2 separate regions of the Mus musculus genome follow, and region 2 is linked to region 1. The links are chromatin loops, found by intact Hi-C in ENCODE. Cell type or tissue: left cerebral cortex. All regions are shown on one strand. Links, peaks and the distances in the headings refer to the core of each region. The heading gives the core; the rest is flanking DNA. Region 1 has its middle 38 kb from the start of Gm36174. Region 2 overlaps Cers6 (ceramide synthase 6).

The links. Hi-C counts contacts between places; a loop is a spot of excess contacts. Peaks named below come from ENCODE experiments on the same cell type or tissue, not always from the same donor. Only the 100,000 strongest peaks of a DNase experiment are listed, where the experiment ranks them.
Region 2: a loop joins it to region 1, with 3 times the contacts of the local background. A loop is called at or near these places in 18 of 42 quality-filtered maps.

The regions. Positions count from the first base shown.
Region 1 is chr2:68,778,411-68,790,615 of GRCm38, reverse strand. No RefSeq gene overlaps it. Among named protein-coding and RNA genes, the nearest start is that of Gm36174, 38 kb to the left of the region's middle. In left cerebral cortex, for the core only: a CTCF peak has its summit at 5,731 (motif pointing left); DNase peaks (open chromatin) are centred at 5,713, 7,715, 8,099, 8,236 and 1 more place; H3K4me3 peaks cover 561 bases; H3K27ac peaks cover 176 bases.
Region 2 is chr2:69,042,847-69,050,846 of GRCm38, reverse strand. Cers6 (ceramide synthase 6) reads right to left here. Exons shown (of 10, transcript NM_172856.4): 5 at 3,652-3,702; 6 at 1-67. Among named protein-coding and RNA genes, the nearest start is that of Gm52515, 79 kb to the right of the region's middle. In left cerebral cortex, for the core only: a CTCF peak has its summit at 7,192 (motif pointing right); DNase peaks (open chromatin) are centred at 2,670, 3,399, 7,206, 7,919 and 1 more place; H3K27ac peaks cover 202 bases.

The sequences.
Region 1 (12,205 bases), core at 1,930-9,929:
CCATATCTTCTCTAGCATCTGCTATCATCTGAATTTTTGATCTTAGCCATTCTGACTACTATAAGGTGGAATCTCAGGGTTGTTTTGATTTGCATTTTCCTAATGACTAAAGATGTTAAACATTTCTTTAAGTGCTTCTCAGCCAATTGAGATTCCTTAGTTGAGAATTCTATGTTTAGCCCTGTACCCCATTTTAAAAACAGAGTTATTTGATTCTCTGGAGTTCTTCTTGAGTTCTTTGTATATATTGGATATTAGCCGTCTATCAAATGTAAGATTGGTAAAGATCTTTTTCCAATCTGTGGATTGCCATTTTGTCCTATTGACAGAGAGGTCAAGGTCTGGCTGGAGAGTTGGCTCACTGACTAAGAGCACTGACTGCTCTTCCAGAGGTTCTGAGTTCAATTCCCAGGACCCACATGGTGGCTCACAAACATCTGTAATGGGAACCGATGCCTTCTTCTGGTGTGTCTGAAGACAGCTACAGTGTACTCATAAATAAAATTAGTAAATCTTTCAAAAAAAATAAAAAGGAATTCAAGGTCCATACTTAAATATAATAAGAGCAAACCAGTAGCCAACATCAAACTAAATGGAGAGAAACTTGAAGTTATCCCACTAAAATCAGGGACAAGGCAAGGCTGCCCAGTCTCCCCCATCTATTCAATATAGTACTTGAAGTCCTAACCAGAGCAATTAGGCAACAAAAAGAGATGAAAGGGATATAAATTAGAAAGGAGGAAGTCAAGATATCACTACTTATGAATGATATGATAGTATACATAAGTGACCCCCCCCAAAAAAAATCCAGGAGAGAACTCCTACAGCTGATAAACAACTTCAGCAAAGTGATTGGATACAAAATTAATTCAAATATTTTTGATGTGAGTCACCTATAAGACACATTGTTTGCAAATATGTTCTGGAAGCCCATCCTGAAACCACACAAGTTTACCTTATGTTTTCTTTTTTAATAAATTATTTTATTTAGTTTCCAAATGTTGCTCCCCCTCCTGGTCCTCCCTCCCAGAGTTCTTTACCCTCCCCCTTCCTTTTGCCTCTGAGATGGTGCTCTCCCCACTCCTCTACCCCCCCACCCCCCATCCCCTACCCCTCGTCCCTCACCCCATCTAACTCTTTCAGCATCCTTCTTCCCTGGGGCATCAAGTCTCTACAGAATTAGGTACATCCTCTTCCACTGAGGCCATACAAGGCAATCTTCTGCTACATATGTGGTGGTGGAGGGTGGGGCGGGGGCTCAGACCAGCTCATGTATGCTCTTTGTTTGGTGATTTAGTTTCTGGGAGTTCTGAGGGGTCTGAGAAGGTCATCCAGTGACCAGCCCAACTTGGGATCCATCCCATGCATGGGTGAACACCAAACCCTGACACTATTATTGATGCCATGTTGTGCTTGCAGACAGGAGCCTAGCATGGCTGTCCCCTGAGAGGCAGTACCAGCAGCTGACTGAGACAGATGCAGATACTTAGAGCCAACTATTGTACTGAGGTCAGGGACCCCTATGGAAGAGTTATGAGAAGGATTGAAGGAGGTGAAGGGGATGGCAACCCCATAGGAAGAACAACCATATCTACATTGTCTTTTAAAAACTCTCACACATACATCATATTATCCAGTCTGCACTGAGATTTTGCATATGGAATGCAGCGTGGATCAAAGTTCACTTAGTCAGTTTTCCAGAACTAGTTGTTGAGTTCTGATGTCTCCAAGTAATGGCCCTTTTCTTTTGCCAAGAGCAAGTGATCCATCTAAGCTGTAGGCTATTTTGGGACTCTTCATTCCTTCCCACTGCCTGGGTTGCCTTTGTCTTGACTCTGGTACTATGCTCTCTGACTCTCCTGCTTTATCAACTAGAAAATCAGGTTTGTTGACTCTGCAGAACCTCTCTTCTCACAACTCCTCATCTGCATTTAAGATTCATCTCAGCAATGCCTTAAACAAACAAACAAACAAACAAACAAACAAACCAACCAACCTATGGACATTTTGATGCTAGCATTTAAGTCATAGATCAGTCCATTTTTATTTTTATTTTTTTTAACTTATCAAAATAAACTCTTCACATTCATGGTAATGGCTCATCTGGACTTAGGTTTTCATCAATCTCCTTTGGAAATGAATGCTTTATAACTTTCAACATAGACGGTTTACATTTCTTTTGTCAACCTTGTATCCACATTACCCTAAAGGTCCTCTTGGTTTTCTTGCCCATCTCTGATGACTTATTGCCAGGCTATAGGAATACAATTGAGTTTTAAATGTCAGGGACCTTGCAACTTTCCAGCAATTTCTTCTTTATACTGCTTTTTAAGATTCTTTCAGATTTCTTATGTGTGCTGGGAGACCATCTGGAACTAGAGAATTTACATTTTCCTTTCTAATAGGAGACTATGTTCCTCTTTTCTCTTTCCAAAAACTGAGTATGTGTATGTTCGTGCTGCCCATATACATATGGAGGCCACAAGACAACCTTGGGTGCTATTCCTCAGGAGTCAGCGACTTCATTTTTGGAGGCAGGTTTTCTTACTGGCCTAGAACTCAACAGTCAGGCTAGGCTGCCTTGCCAGTGAGTGTCCACCATGCTCCTGTCCCCACTTCCCCTGCCCCAGGATTATAAGCATCTGCTGCCATATCTGGCTTTTTTTTTTTTTTTAAACATGGCTTGTAGTGGTTGAACTAATGTCCTAATATTTGCAAGTCAAGCATTTTTTTCTGAGTCACTTCTCCAGGCTGCCTTTTTCTCTTTATCTCTCACTTTCCTTCTCCACTTCTCTTTCTCTTTTTCTTTTCTCTTCCCCTTCTTTCAGACCCCCTTCCTCCCTCCCCTAACTTTCTTTTTCAGTTTTGTTCTGCCATGCCCTCACACTGACATGATCCCTGTCTCCCCACAGATCCACGGCAGTGGAGCTGGTCAAACACAGGCTGAACCTATAGATCCATGAGCCAGGACAAACCTCTCCTTTCAACTGTTTCTCTTCTATGTAGATACACATGAGATACCACAAGCAAAATCTAACAAAGGGTGCAAGCCCCAGTTTGTCTCTTTGGCAACTGATATGTTCATGATATTCTTGTGAGTAAAGCCAGTGATTCCTGAGCAACCAGTTGTGGTTTTGATCTCATGCCAAGGCATCATATCTAATCAGAGAGTCATGAGACTCTCCATTGGCCTCTAATATATATTTAGCAAGAGCAGAGTCACTGTATTAGAGACCTATAGCCTCACTCCAGGGAATGTCACAGACTGCTATTGCCAGGAGTGTGCCAGAGACCTGAGAGTGAGGTCAAGTTATGCATAAGAATTGCCATTGCAGAATATGGCCTGAAGCCAAAGTCAAATCCTGTCTCGACCACTTTGTGTGTCCTTGAACGAATTGCAGTGAGGACATTGATCTTGGATTTCAGAGAGCTCTTGTGACAAAACGTATGTGGAAGAAAAACCCTCTGAACTGTGACATGTTGCAGAGCTTCGAAGGCTCTTGTGAGCCTCACGACCAGTGTGTGCAGAAGTGGGTGGGGATGATATTGTGACTGTACCTCTTTTCTAAGTGTTGTAGTCTGAGGGCGCCGACAGCTTCGGGCTTTTGAGGGTATATTCTCACCCTCTAAAGAAGATGAATCAGGGACTCTCTAACCAGGGGAACCCCCTTGCCCATATGGTGTAGTCATGTGTACGTATGTACATGTATGTGAGGGTACATGTACAAGCCAGAGATCAGTGTGTAACATGTTTCTGTATCATACTCCACTTTATTTTTTGATTAGGGATAGAGTCCCTCGTTGAGCCTGGATCTCTCGAATTAGCTGGCGGTGAGCTCCGAGGACCCTCCTATCATGGCCTCCCAGCACTAGGATTGCAGGAGCAAACCTCTGTGTCCAGATTTTTCTGTGCATCCTGGGGATTTGAACTCAGGTCCTCACACCTATGCAGCAAGCACTTCAGTGAATGAGCTGCTAACGAGGCAAGGCTCACTCTCCGTGTAGCTCCAACTCTTTTTTTTTTTTTTGAGACAGGGTTTCTCTGTGTAGCCCTGGCTGTCTTGGAACTCACTTTGTAGACCAGGCTGGCCTCCAACTCAGAAATCCGCCTGCCTCTGCCTCTCAAGTGCTGGGATTAAAGGTGTGTGCCACCACCGCCTAGCTAGCTCCAACTCTATGTGGTGAGCATTTGGTTATTTTTCCTTATGACCCCACGACTTCATCCGAAGTGAAGACCTTTTGAGGACAGTCACATATGCCCGAATTCTTCCAGCCCTCGGTTGGAAATGAGAATCTCCTTGATAGGAGGACTGTGTATTTCCCTCATGCCCAGCCTGCTTGTCTCCATCCTACCTCTCCAGTGGAAACTGTTTCCTGTTCATAGCAGCATCTGTGACGCAGAGCATATTTCTGCCTCTCAGAGTCTCCCATGTTCCCTTGAAATGTGAACATAAACTTTACATGTTTCATCATTTAATTTTTTAGACTAACATTTACCTGCGAGGATATGATAAATCAGGCCTCTCCCCCAAAACCTTCTAACTTGCAGTGGTCAGTAAATAGGTGCCCTTTCCAGTAGGGCTGGATGTTGGAATAAAGTCAGCAAATCCCCTGGTGCCAAAAATGCCTTAGCAAGGACAACTCAGAACATCAAGAGCATATGTAGATGTGGTAGTCACTCAGGGTGAGGGTTTCCAGGCTTGGTAATCAGAGGCTTGTGGTACTGTGCTCAGGCCAAGGCAGAGTGAGGGTTAGGGTCAGCACACTAAGTATCACAACTGCTACCTTGTGTAGAAAGCCAGTCCCTGAAGCACTCTGCTCTGGGGGGAAGGACACATCAGAGGAAATGGTGCCAGGGGCTCAGGGAGGCTTAAATGAGGACTTTTTGTGTCGTTTGTAGGCTCTGGAGCATAAGTGCCCTTAAAAAAATCAAGCCCCCAGTCAGCACACCAGTCCCCACGTTGGCCATTTTTCTCTGTACTTGCTCAAATGTATCAGTGTCCCATGGAAAACGTGCCCTCTCCCTACAGTTCAAACCTTACAGTAATGCTCCAGAGACTGCCTGTCATGTGGGAAAGAGGGTAGGGCCATTATGAAAAGGGTAATAATAAGCAATGTAGGCTCATATCCCTGTGATAAGGGATGGGTGTGATATCACTGGGATAAGACATTTATTATGATAATCACACTGCAAGTGTTTTACTTGCTAGAAGGTGGGCAGTTCCGTAGAGATGGCACTTCATTCTCAGGAGACCCAAGGAAGGTTCTCTTGTCATCCCTGCTTTCACGGGTGAGGACAACAGGGTCTTAGTGTTAGAGAGCCACACAGCAGATCAAGTCCCCACCCAAAGTATCAGGCCTGCTCACCTGTGCTTTCAGTTCTCTGAGTACCAACACTGTCCTTTTCAGGACACACAAAAACTTGGGTGCCAGTTAGTAATGTCACACTCTCAAGTGTGCTGTTGACTAGATAAATAAATAAATAAATAAATAATATCCTTAAGAAGAGGCCAGAAGTTCAGAAGGAAAGACAAATATTGGGGTGCTCCTGCACAAATAGCCACTGTAGGTACACAGCCAATAATTCATCTAAGTCTTGAAAACAGGTTTTTTACTTTTTATGGCATGTAGTCTTGCCAGAACCAGCCAGCTCAGGCTGGCCTCCCTTCTTTCTCTAGAGGAGGTGCTGTGGAATCGGCATTTGCTTGGGAGGCCTGCCCTCTGCTGGGATCACGAAATATTACAGACCAGTATCCAGCGTTTGCCTAACCTGGGTCTCAGGCATGGCTGTAGATACTGTTAAGTTTTAGGGTAGACAAAACTTTTTGATTTTCCCCATGTTTTTGGATTTTTCTTGTATAAGTTTTTAATGTTAATTTTATATATTTTTGATCATGTCTATTCCCAAAGCCTTACAAAAATAGGAAAACAAAACATAAAAAAAAAGAAAGAAAGAAAGTTAGAGAGCCCAAAGGGTTGGCAGCAATAATGGTAAATACTGTGTCTTTGGTGACATGGGGCAACATATCAAAAATCTCAGAGAGATTGGGTGATCCTTTCTCACAACCTCAGCCCCATGAGCTTTCCCTGAAATGCTTTGCTTATCAAATCAGCCATATTGATTGGACCATAAGGCATATTAGTTAGGTAATTTCGATAACAAACGTGACCTCTTCAGCTCCTGATGGATATTTGAATGGAAGTCACATAAACACAGGACTCAGGCAGGAAGGCCATCTTGCCATGTGTGTGGGGAGAAAGGAGAAGACAAACAGGAGAAGAAGAGGGGAAAATAGGGTTTGCATAGATAGACAAGAGTCAAATTTCTTGTCCTCTGATTTAGTTTATAAAATGGATTTCCATGTTAAAGTGTATATATAACTTGTTCAAGGCACATGAACAAGGACATGGAAAAATGAACCAGGTCTAGTTTAAAAGGGAAAAAGTCCTAGTTAATATAGTACACTGAATGGGGTGCAGAATTTTTATTGTAGGCTACCACAATTAGGTTCAAATAAGGAACAATAAGTGAAAATAACTAAATGTATTTTGGAAACAAAGCCAAGAAAGCAACTCCAGCGTAAACCATGAGGAGGACACATTTTAGACCTTACCAAGTGATAATGGAGTTCATCTCAAGGAGCCTGGGTTTAAAGGCATCAAGTGCGCTTCACTTCTCCAGCACCTTCCTTGTTCGTCCACATTCCCCGGCCCTGCTTCCTCCCTGTCTGCATCTCCAGAGAGGAGGAACACAAAGATGGCGGTGAGAGCAGGTGTCTCCTTGAGAAACTCTTCCTTAGTTTAGGTCTGGGGAAACACAGAACACTGAGCATCTGAAACTGAAGCTCCCAGAACATTCTCCGTGTGGCCCACGGTATCTCACGTGTGAGCATCTGTATGGGAGGCTGGGGATGAGACAGGTCCTCACCTCAATGTGAGGCTGCCTGACTTTGCTCTGTGCAGATCCCTCTGTGGGCAGCTAGAGTAGGCAGTGCCCATGTGGACTTCAGTTACTGGAGTTGCTGGAGTCTACCATCAACTCACTGCTCTTTACACTGAGGAAAGACCATCAAGGAACACTCTGAGCAGTTAACAAATATCTGAGATTCCAGTCTAGAGTGACTTAAGGTAGCCAGGACTGGAAGCAAGAAAAATGGAAAGACTGGAAATACTCTTTCTTCCACAAACTTTGACCATAATTTTGAGACCAGGGCCAGTGCACCTCATAAGATGGACTTGTATCTTTGAAAATGGCATCCCTCTATCCCCTAATCAACTGTGGTTCCAGCATAGGAACAATACCACATCATGGAAAGGGCCTTTCAGCATTTATCACTATTTGCCACTGGAGAAAATAATGACAAACTGGCGTGTCTTTCTCCGGATGCTAATGGTCAGACATTTGCCATTAACTAGGGTAAGGACTGAAGGGAACCTGAAAATGGGGGCTGTTCCTACCCTGAAGCAGCACAATAATTTCCGGGCATTCTGTAGAACTCTGGGTTAAAATTTAATACTAAACAGTCTACGAGAATAAAGGATGGGGGTAGAATAGGAGGAAAATTGCAGGAGATAGGGAGCTGTTGTCTCAGAGCTGCCTTGTGCACATGAGGGCTGTTTTTAAACAATGAATCATTTTCCCACTCTCCTCAGCAGCTCCTTCCTGTAACCCTCAGCCTGCTGCGTCTCACTGAGAAAGGAGAAAAGGAAGGATGCAATTTATTCAGATTCCTGCAAGTGGCTAGCGCTCATTTGGACATCTCATCTGTACGTGTGCAACGGGCCATGCGAGGAAGAAGTACTAAAATAGACATCGAACTGCCAGGAGTGGAAGCAAAAACGCTGCCAAGACAGATAAGAGCAGGGCTTCGGAGATAAACCAAAGCATCAACTTCAGCATGGCCAGGAGGACAACAACATCCACAAATGCCTAACAGAAGTAGACTCGATGTAGGAAGTATGAATCAGGGACTGGGAGATCGACAGAAAGTGTCTCCAGAGCCCCCATTTCCTGATCAGAGGCACCCTTAGTCTCAAGTTACAAGACTGTTTCCTCCCAGCCCCAGACACTTCGGTGTCACTTCCGGTGGTGAATAATTACAAAGGCCAGGGAATAAAGTATAAAGGGGCATTAGAATGGAACAGAGTGACAAGTTCATATATTTGTGTCATACTGTTGCGCCTACCTCACACTCAGAAGTTTCCTGGGAGGACGTCAGTTTGTGATCTAGAGATCAACCTTTACACAGTTAACCCACAGCTGGACTACATTTCCCAGATATCCCTGGGTCAGGCCCAATCGTCCAAGAGAGATCTGCCTGATGAAATACAGGTGGAAGTGTTAGATTTACTTCCAGATATGGTCAGACCAGACCCCCTCTGCCTCCCAGACTCATCATCCTTCATGATTTTCCCACGGATACGGTGATGGCACAAGATGGAGGACACATGGGCCATAAGAGCTACTAGTCAATCAGGAACAAGAATTTTGAAACTTGGGGTGATGTTTCAATTCTCTGTTCCTGCAGAATGATTCCAAACAGCGAGCCAAAACAATTTGTTTTCATCTCTATTGGTACTATAGGCTGGCTCAGATGGATCTAACTTGGGCTGCTTCATATAGACTTGCAGTTAGTTGTGAGCATATCTCTTTCAATTCTTAACTTGATTCACTGCCCCGGCCCTCTGACAGCTCCTGAGAAACACTTTTAGAAGTCATAGGCCTGGAGAAGATGGCTTAATCGGCAAAGTGTTCCCTGAAGAAGCTGGCGGACCGGAGTTTGATTCTTCAGCTCACGTGCACACTCTTGTATCTCAGCATTTGCTATATGGAGATAGTAGGACCACTGGTTCTGCCAGGCAGACTTAAAGAGAGTAGTGAGGTCCTAACACAGTGGCAAACATCTGAGTAACATCTGCGGTCATCCCCTGTCCTCGAAGGCACATACAAACATTCAAAGAATTCATGTTCAAGGCCCTCCCAGTCCGTAGATAAGCAAATTTATGTGGATTAGAAGAGCGCCTAGAGACATACATTTTACACAGCGCTGTTTGCCGAGCTTAATTCTCTTCTCAGTCCTTTGAATTTTCTACCTCCCTGGCTACACACAGGGGGAGTCAGCCTCTTTGCAAACCTGACTGGTCAAGTCAGAATGATGGCACTCCCGGAAGCCACAGTCATGTTGCTCCTCTTTTTGATGACATTCTCCAGGGTGACCCTGAAGAATTCTCTTTGACACTCTGCCACATACTAAGGTTCTGGTGCACTGAGCTAGAGTCCTTAGCCTGAATCTTCGGCAGTGATAAACTTCTTGTTCACTTGCTCGATCTTCTTTACACAGAGGCTGAGCATCCACTTTGATCTTTCTGCCTTATTGCCTGGAATCCAGCTTGTCTTGCTGTGTCTGCTCATGGGCACGAGACTTGAGTTTCATGTCCTTTCTGCTGGAAGCTTCCGTATAAGGCAGACTTAAAAATTGATTTCCAAATACATTATGTCACTGGATTTTTTCTTCTTGAAATATTAATATCTCCATGTTGTTACATGTCATTATGCATATACTATTGTTTCCCCTTCATTAATTCAGTCTTTCTTTAGCCTCTAGTGACTTCTTGAAAGGGGTTGTTTTGGGTATAGACTATTCTTTGCTGGGAAGTAAAGTCTCTTAGTCCTTGGTCCCTCTTTGTCCAACCCTGTGTTTCACCACATACTCACAGGAACTGCTACTTTAGGGGTCATTGGGAACTTAAGGAGGCTCCGAGTCTGTTCAACAGCCCCATCCAGAGCTGATAAAAGTGAGCTGCTGCCTTTGCTGAGAAGAGCATTGATTCTAGCCCTGAAGACTACGAGAGAGCAAGTGCAGCCATGCAGACCACCCTGGTGCCGGGTCATATTCAACCATGAGGAGACGGAGTAACTGATAAACCCACACCTGTTTCAAACCCAGAACCCCAATACTGGAATTCACCACCACATTTTGCTGCTTTAGTTTTGGCGAACTCTTCCTCGGGAGATCGGCTCCCTTGCCTTCAGTTCTTAGCTCATGACTTTCTGTGCCTCTTCTGGGCTTTCTGTTACAGTGGTTCAGCTTCTTGTCGGGCTATATTCTTCCTAAACTGCCTGTGCTTCATTTTTTATCCTCCTTATAGAAATTGAAAGCAAACAAACAGCAGAATGGACTTGTCTCACACTCTCTAGAGTGGAACAGAACCTGAGGGATGAGAAGGATCCTGTTCAAGGTCTGGCTTTGCTCTTACCTGGCTCTCTTAGCAGGCTTTATTTTCTAGGCTTTATTCCCTTCATTTGCAAAACTGGAGTTGGTATAAACAACAGAACTGACAGCATCAGACCAGTGGTGGATACACAGCAGCTTTCTTCTAGGTAGTCATAGCAGTCCTACCTTCTTTGGGGCTCTTGGGAAAGCAGTTTCCATACCTGGACCACACTGCCATCCTCTTTCCTTACCCTAGCCAAAGTGCTTTCTTCTGTATCTGTTCAGGTGCCATTCTCTCAATGACTAGGTCAAATGTGCATTTCATATAATGATATATAAATATACCAATTCTTTACTGTAAGGCCACCAATCACAGTTTTAAGATTATATTGTTCTGTGTGATTACTTAATTAGACCAGCAATAGAACATGTGCCTTGTGAGGACATACATATCTTTTTTTTCTCTCACCAATGCCCCTTCAACACCTATACTCAACATATATTTGTGGAATAATGAAGGGATGAAAATAAATGGATGATAACGGAGAAGATGGATATGGTGCAGAACAATCACTGTGCACTCTGTTGTTATGAAAACTATATACTCCTCCAAAGCAGAATTTATAATGCAAATGAGTCTATATCAGAAGGACAAAAAAATGCAATGTTTACTCTTAACACGCATATCTGGGCAGCTCAACACTGTGCCCCAAAGGGTGTAGCCAGAGAACAAAACAAAACAAAACATAGAGAAGATTAAGAGCTCTATGGTACTGGTACTGGAATGTCAATCCTCAAGATTCTTATCAGTGCTTAAATCCCTGGAGACATAGAGGGAAAGGGAAGGTACAGATTAAAGATAGCCTCAAACTGTTTGACACTGTTCTGATTAAGAAGTTGAGACTAGATCTATTATTGTTGAATTTGGGCAGATTTATGACCACTTAATTAGAATCTTCCTGAAGGGAAGATGTACTAGCTTCAGAATCCATGACTTACAAGGCTAGGAGCATCTGCCTCTTAGACTATTTCCTCCTAAGAAGCCTGGAATGCACCTGACCAAAGATGTGCATGCTTGAGAAACCCAAGCCACACTAAAGGAAGAGCTTAAGAGAGGGAACAAGGCAACAGGGAGCAAGGGAAGGAGATAGAGAGGTGGGGCTCTGAGATATCAGACCTGTGAGTGAAGAAACTATGATAGTGTCAAGCCATTGAGTATTAGGGAAGCTGGTAGTGCAACCAAAGAAAATGGAGATGGGTTGGCTGACAGAGGTCAACAGGAATCCAAGCTTTACCAAAACAAGCAACGCTCAGGAATTACTAGAGATTTTAAAAGGAGACTGACTATTTAGGTTATTCATGGGACTAAGACCTAAAATGGGCAGGAGGATAATTCAAAATTCCATGGCATGGCATTCCTGGATACAGTTATCACAGGTCCAACACAAGATGGGTCTGTGACACCTGCCACATTTCCTGTCTGTGTATATGAATGATTGATGAAATGCTGGGCTGAGCAAATCAAGATGGCCACTTGGAGGATGAGGCGTGGAGGAAGGGAGGCAGCCAGGGCCAAATGAATATACTTTTCAAAGATACTCTCCTAGTGACCCACTTCTTTTGACTCTGCTCTACTTAAAGCTTATATCACCTCCTGATATCCCTCAAGCCTTTATTACATGGCATTGCAGGAACATTTTGGATCCTACCTATAAGAGAGAAAGTATGACATGTGACCTTGAAAAAGCTTAGAAGTCTTAATAAGTTCATTAAATTAGTCTCTTTGTCAGACTTGGTATGTTTACATGTTACCATGGTTACCAATACCTTTTTAACATTACTATTAAAAATGTAAGTTCACGAAATACAGCTGTTCATCCCCCTTCTTTCCCTCCTTCCCTTCACAGTGTGTGTCTGTATACACTGAAGATTCATGTGATTTTTGATTCCAACTTTCTCTTGTCTTCTCTGAGTATGCTCTGATTCTACAC
Region 2 (8,000 bases), core at 1-8,000, 260 kb before region 1:
AAACCATTAAAGACCAATAAAATGACAGCTCCAGGATGTAATAGTAGTGAAGGTCAGCTGTGAGTGGCTGAGGAAAAGAAAAAATGGGAAGGTTTACTCAACGGGAAACCCAATCTGTATCCCAAAAGCCAGAGGCTCACACTGACTGGTAAGCCAGGCTTATGCTGAACACATGCAACCCCATGCAGTCCCATTGTTTTCTGATACACAACAGTACTCTGGAGGCTGCCTACAGACCACAGCTCGAGAGCAGTAATTCCATTTCATCTTAAACCCAGAAAGCATTAGCCACCACGGCAGTTTGGGATTCAATTCATTATTGAACGGAACAACAGCTTCTACGGTTCCTTCACATACAGCAGCTACAAGATCCCTCAGGCAACTGGAGACATGTCCTGGAGCACACACAGGACAGCTGTTGTGACAGTTCAAAGCACAGAACTAGTGGGTGGCATGGATGCTTTCCGGAATGGTCAATGAAGCACAAGTTCAAGAGAGTTGTATGTTTAGAAAATGGGCAATAGGATGCTATATTCAAAACAGATGATTCTGAGATATTTATTTAAAGATCAGAGGGACAGGAAGGCTGCCAACATACTTGACTAAGCAGATAGCCAGGATGTCTGAGATAAAGGCCCAGCTCCATAGCTTGGTAGTAAAGTTACTTAAAAAATGGCAGGGGCCAGGGATGGAAGATAATGCCTGTTCTGACTGCCTCAGAGGCTCAGGGAGATAGTAAAGTCAGTGAAGTGTATTTAATTTAATGTTTTCTCAACAACACTTTGATGAGCTACTCTTGGTTATATTTATTGAGCTATAATGAAGTGTCTTGGTTTACTCAAAGAACTAAAACAAAACTCTAAAGCTCTTCAAATACATTTAGACTACTGTTCAGAAGGCAAGACTCCATACTGTAAAGGAAATTAATGTTATACGCACCATCTGCCAATCACAATGCAATGGATAGCTATCACAAGATGGCCCTTACTCACTCAGGACAGGCATCAAGGAAACTATGTCTCTCTCATATTTCTGACGAGGTACTTTAGGCTTAGACGTTAGATCAGCAGTTTTAAACTCTAAGTGACAAGGAAAATTGCTATAGACTGAAAGCTGGTGTCTCTACAAAGCCATGTGGTAAACTGCATAGTCCCTGTGATGGAATGTGCAGATTGGAGGACAGCTGGGCAGGAGGGAGGCCATGAGAGGGGGAACTCTCATGAAGGACCTCACAAGGTCTTCCTGCGGAATCCTGTGGCCCAGTGAAGGAAGCATCAGTGCCCAGTGGTACCTTGAAAGAGATCTACTTCCCACTGACATGTCTCTTTAAGACTGAAAGACATTAGCAAGGTATTTAGGCAAATGCTATCAGCAATGCAGTCTGGGAAAATGGCCCTGGCTGGAGCTGAGGTCAGATTTGGTATTGATGAGATTTTCTGACTTCTGGCATCCTCATCTGGGAATGTGCCTCGGAGGGGGTCACAGGACAAGTCAGATCACGATGGGAAGGGCAGAGTTCCTGCGGGAGCATGGCAGTAATCAGCACTCGCCAGCCGCTCTGCAGTTGGCGAAACACTCCCATGACTCACTCTGAGCATATGAAATCTGTAAAATTACTACTCTCGTTTTTCATCTAGATTATACAGCTGACAGAAAATTGCTATCAATTAACTCAGGTTAAAAGTTTACATCCAGGTCTCAGAGCTATTGAGGCCCTGATCCCTGCATTAGACTTCTCCTGCCTCGTGTACGCATGCCCCTTGTAACGAGCTGTGCAAGAGTCAACTGCATATAAGCCTGTCTTACTTTTATCCTTAAAATACACACCCATATGGAACTCTTACATGTGTAACGAATGGACACTCTCATATAAAAGAGGGAATGTTTAAAATTGAAGTGCACTACTATTTTTTCACCTAGAAATCTATCCGGTTACTTATATAATATATGTGTTAAAGACATAATGAATAATGAATAATTTCATGAGCTTGTTCAATATTTAAAAGTGCACTGAAGGTTTGAGACAGACTCTGGACTATAATCTGCTGTATGTATTTATATACATATGACTTATACAAAGTATTATACTTGCATACATGCTATTTCATTTCCTATGCCCCCTACACAAAGAAAGTCATTAATTTTATTAGCATATGGCTCTTGGCACGGCTAACTACTGTTGCCAGAGATCATGAGTTTCTCTTCACTTTGGGGAGCACTGGGCAGAATTACTCAGTACTGGACTATGATACCTTACGAACACAAGGCCATTCTTAACCGAATCCACACAGATGGGGCATCTTCCTTTCCATCCTAGTGGTGTTTCCACTTTTAAATATAACCTTATCTCCTAGCCCCTCAGACTCTTGTGCTTTCTGTAAAACAGCCCACAGCGACATTCTGGGCTACTGTCCTAGCATTCATCTGAAACCAAGCAACTTCTCAGCTACAGGCAGAATGCAAGAGTTATTTCGGCTACATTTACAGTTAGAAACAAGGTTAAGTGGTACGTTTTATATGACACTGATCACAATGTCTTTCATGTTACAAAATTTACCTTTGAAATGTGGGGCACTGCAGTGGATGGCATGCCAACTTTCCAGTTAAAGTTCCTAGAAGCCTTTTCAAGTAGAAATGTAGATAGGTGTGGATAGTAAAGTCCAGTTGGGCTAAAGACAACCGGTAAGGTAACCGGCTGGTTTCTGTCCTCCATGCCACAGTCTTAGGAATTCTCAGCTTTTTCTAACTGTGTCATGCTGATTATGTAAATTCATTCCCAATCTAAATAAATTAAGGGATTCAAATGCAAAGTAGAGTTCTATTTCAAGTCACCCTTAGCCTAGAAGGAGTACCTAGTGTCAGCCTCCACCCATTGCAGCTATGTGGAGAACAGGGAAGGTATAGAAAGGCCTTATGTGCACAGAAGTCCACATGTACCTGAAGGTGTTCAGTACAATGCCTGGTTCCATTTGCTTCCCTTACAGGACATGTCCCGAGTACCTAGAAAATTCCTGGTCCCACCATTGATATTCCATTACCAATCGATTTAGGGATAGCAAAGACTTGTGCTAATAGTAATGAACTCATAAGAAGATGCGAAAGAATAGCAAGGGCAGAGACGGAAAACACTCCCTTTTCAGGGCTATGACTTAATTTCAAAGATGGTGTCTACTGTTTTCCTCACTGAAACAATTCAGCCATGTGTGATGATGGCATTAGTGTATTTTTTCTGCATTTGGAGAAGTAGTCCGTGGTGATTTACGTCTTTAGAGGCCACTTCTAAGCTACAAAGTCAACAGAACTCAGCGGGCCAGCTCCAGCACCGCACGCACTTGAATGTTCACATCTGCTGTGGGGGTAAGCCTGCACTGCCAGCAGCCTTCAGACTTCCCTCTGTACTGAGAAACAGGAACCAGCCGCATCTTGTTCAACAAAAGAACCTTCCAGGTTTGTTCCATCTGCTAAAGCAACTAGACTTTGGTTATGCGCCTCAGTATGAATGCACAAAGTCCTGTCTTCACTAGGTTATGATAGGCATAACAACCAGGTGCAATATCGACATATAAGTGACTACCTGACCTTCCTGACAACAGGCAGCTGACCAAAGGAATATCCCCTCGTCTGTAAAGCCCAGAAGTCAGGCTTCCTTACCTGGTAAGGGTAGTTATACCAGCAGTGTCTTGTATTCCACAACCAAGGGGTCTGGAAAAAAATAACAAAGAAATAGACTTTACATGCTTTAGAACATTGTTAAAACAGCAGGCATCACACTGTACATCTCTCTTAAACCTGGAGATTTATATATTCCGCTTGTCACACTCAGCTGTATTCCTGCAATGTACCAACCTCAACAGCTGTGCCTCCAAACCAAATCACCCATCTCACTTATGGAAAGACATTGCTAACAACTGGTACAACCTACCCTGGAACCCCCTGGGCCTCAGTATTTACAAAGCCACTCTCTTCATGCCTTGACCAGGGCTCAACTGGCAGGTTTCACTTCAGCAGGATGCTCCTGAGGAATCCCTGTGGTATACCTCCCATCTTTCAACCTGTGGTCCAAGTTTCTAGGACAAATCCTTCCTCACAATGTCAACTATTTGTCTTATATATAAAAAAAATAGTGTTAAAAAAATCTAGGTATTCACACAAATCCCCAAACCCATAATAACTAGAGACGGATTGATTTGAATTGAGACAGAGAGCCGGATCATCCAATGACATCAGAATCAATGTCCTCAAATACATTTCTCATCCATTGTTAGCCATCAATTTGGTAGTACATGTCCCATCCCTATACACTTGGTATACCTAGACTCTTCTGATGACTCATCTCCCTGATCACCACTTCTGGAACGCAGGGATGAAGATGATGAGTTTCTGGCAGCCAATACCTGTTAGGCCTTCCTACGTCTAACACACTGTCGTGGTATTTACATATGTTAACGCACTTAGTCAGTACAACAGCCACTGATATTGTCTTACTTTTTTTTTTTAGTAAGTAACTGCAGGCCCTCAGTCTGGAAAACCTTCCTAGTCACATAGCTCAGTATTGCCTAAACTGCAAACAAATAGACTGTGTAGTCTACAATGGTCACTGTGTCCTGTGCATATATTTGAATGCTGAGTCCCATACGGAGGTAGGTGGGGCTTGGCTGAGTCCCATAAGGAGGTAGGCAGGGCTTGGCTGGAGAAGGTATGTCACTGGAGATTTGAGGTTTCAAAAGCTCACTCTAGGCCCAGTCTAGTCTGTACATCTCTCTTAAACCTGGAGATTTACATATTCTGGTCCCTCCCTCCTATACTCTCTGCCTCCAACTTGTAGACCATGTAGTAAACTCTTAGTTACTGCTCCAGCACCACGCCTGCCTGCCTGCCACCATGCTTCCCTCCACGACTGTCGTGGACTCACCCTCTGAAATGGTAAACAAGCCTCCAATTAAATGCTTTTCTATACATGTAGCCTTTATATCTCTTTGCAACAATGGAAGATGAACTGAGACAGGGTAGAAATGAAGATCAAATGAGACGGACTATATAAAAATAGAACGGAAGCTTCAAAAGCTTAGTGAGTTGTTACGTTTTTATACCACACAGACAATACATGTTCACTGAAGAAGGCCCAAAACACAGAGAAAAGAATGGAAATAAAAACAACTTAAATTCTCATCAGCATTAACGTTTTTAAGTTATAGCATGTTTTTGTTTTTTCCCTATGTGATAGAGATATAAATAATAGATTTATTTTTAAATGTACATACATAAGCATGTTTTAAAAATGTGGGCATAGCATAAAATCTATTTTGAAGGTCAGTACAATGTTGTTTATTGCTTTTACCTCTGATAAAGTTATTTATACAATTTGCTGAAAATTCCCAGGGGAACTTTATGTCCTGCACACACTTCCCTCAGCCTCAGCACCTCTGCTCAAGTAGACAGGTCAGCAGGTCCCGAGTGCAAATGACAGGCGCGTGTGAGACCTCGAGCAGGCCTGGAAGAGCTTTCTGGAAATATCAGCCTCAAGCCCCCAGGGCACAGTGTATCTACCCTTCATGACACAGCATAGATCTCTTTAACTATGGTCATCCTTTCGTGTGCACGCAGGACACCCGACACAGGAAAACCCAGCACCCAGGGCTTCTCTTCCTCTCTCAGCTTCTCAACATATGTTTTATTCTAAAACGGAAGCCCCTCCCTGTGTGGATGTTCAGCTCCTAGACCCATGGCTTCAGTGGTCCTGCCATCTGGCTGCCCTTTGCAGAGGACACAGGTCTATCTCACACTGATCTGACATTAATGGTTTTGGAGAGAGGGAGAATCAGTCCCTTCCAGGGACAAGTTCTGCTCTTAAGGGATCATCTCTAAACACCTACAGATAAGAATTACACTAAGGGGCCTCATCAAATTGTCTTCATCAACCAACAAATAAGCATATATATGTCTGTTGCAATGATAATTAAGGAATGAGCAGCCATGAGGATGACAGAGGGAATGGGAAGAGTTAGAGGAAGGAAATGGAGAGAAAATGAATGACATAGAATACTCATGTAATAAAAATTTAAAAACACATAAAGTAAGGAATAAGACTGTGGGAAACAACTAGGGGGAGTTTGGGGGGAGGTAGTGACTGTTAGCATTTTGTCTAGGCTCTACGTCACAGTTACCTGGCAACAGCCAGGTGTGCCTGACTCACTATAAGAGGGGCTGCTTGCCCCTCCTCTCTTGCCTTCTTGCTCTCCCTCTGTCCTCTCTCCCATTCCTCTCCCCGCCCCCTCTCCATGTGCTCATGGCCAGCCTCTACTCCCTCTCTCCGCCTTTCTCTGTCTGTACTACCCACCCTGTGCCTTGAATAAACTCTATTCTATGCTATACCCTCTTGTGGCTGGTCCCTCAGGGGGAAGGGATACCTCAGTTTGGGCCTGCAGAGGCACCCCCTTCCCCCAAACCTGACTACACATCCACAAAACATATTTCTTCTCTCCTTATCTTTTTATAAAACATAACAGTGACAGATATGATCAAAATACACTATATTAATATATGATATTTTCAAAGAATAAATAAAATATTATTTTTAATAGGTCAAAAATCTGAGAAGTTCAGTAAGTCTCAATTTTTACTGTTTTGGAAGCTCGGGAGCAGCCTCTTCCTGCTTCACACCTGACTGTGTAAATAACGCTACTAAGCTCGGGACAGACTTAAGGTAACTTGAACACATTATCTCATTTAATCCATGTACAACTTGTCAGTAATCAATGTAATACAGCTAGCAGGTGCCTGCCTTAAAAGATTTGCAAAGGACCTGGCAAGCTCATCAAATTGCTAAAACACAGATTGTGACTCAGTACGTCTGACTGGGGGTGGAAGGGAACTCTGCATTTCTGAGGCTCCCAAGTGAACATCGCACCATTAGACCATGACCCATACTTAGTGGTAACGTAGTATAGGCTGTAAAATGGCTGATTCTAAACAACTCATTATTACTTTACAGTTCAGCACAGATGAGCTGAAATGGCTCTAATAACCATTTGCAGCAGGGACTCTTTGCTGGAGGCAGTGGCTCTCACCCAACCTCTTTTAAAATAGCCCCTGTATAGCTAGCCTCCAGCAGTAGGGCTGTGAGCAGAGTGAGTTACTTTGGGATGCTTCTCCTAACAGTGACTGGGAAGCAAGTCTGTCACACTCCTTCATGGCCACTGGAGGGAGACAATGAGTGCCACCTTTGGCTTTGAGATGGGTGTCCTGTTAAGACTGGCTTACTTTCAGATTGTCTGTATAAGACAACTCCTATCATGTCCATCCTATCTGAGCTACTGTGATACACATACACACCCCCAAACGCATGAAAGTGTCATTCCAGAGCCTACTTTGGTGGGGTACAGTAATGAACCCAGAGGTACCTAGCTAGTCAGTAGAGTGAGCTGCAAGAGCTACCCAGGCTCTTGCACTGTCCTCCCCCCCCCAGGTCCTCTCCCCCCACCCCCAGGTATAAAGAATGAGCAATTATAGCACTGGGCAGACATGCAGAATGTATTCCACGTTTTTGTGTATGTGGTTATTACCTAATAACTCTGAGTGCTATTACACTGAAAAGACCTCTCAAATGCTGTTTAATCTACAGAAATTCCCCAGGCCTTTTACACGGAGGGCCCCATGTTCTCACTCACCAGTGAGATACTTGGCCTTACTGTGTCACCCCATGTTCGTATTGGTCAACAGCTAGTGAATTAACACTATTCTTTTTAATTTCTAAACGTTTACCACGGAGTGATTTGTGTTATCCTGAGCTGATATGCTGATAATTTAAGACCCAACGTCACTGCATCAGAGGCAGATCCTTTCTATAGCTTCCTTCCTCTCCACGCACATGCTCAGAACAGAGAGCATGTGGAGAATTCAGTAAAAGGTGGCCATCTGCAGATGGTCTGCTGAGGGAAGTGGGCCCTCACCAGACAGTACTGCCTGCCAGACATTCATTAGGAGCTTGCTGCCTCCAGGGC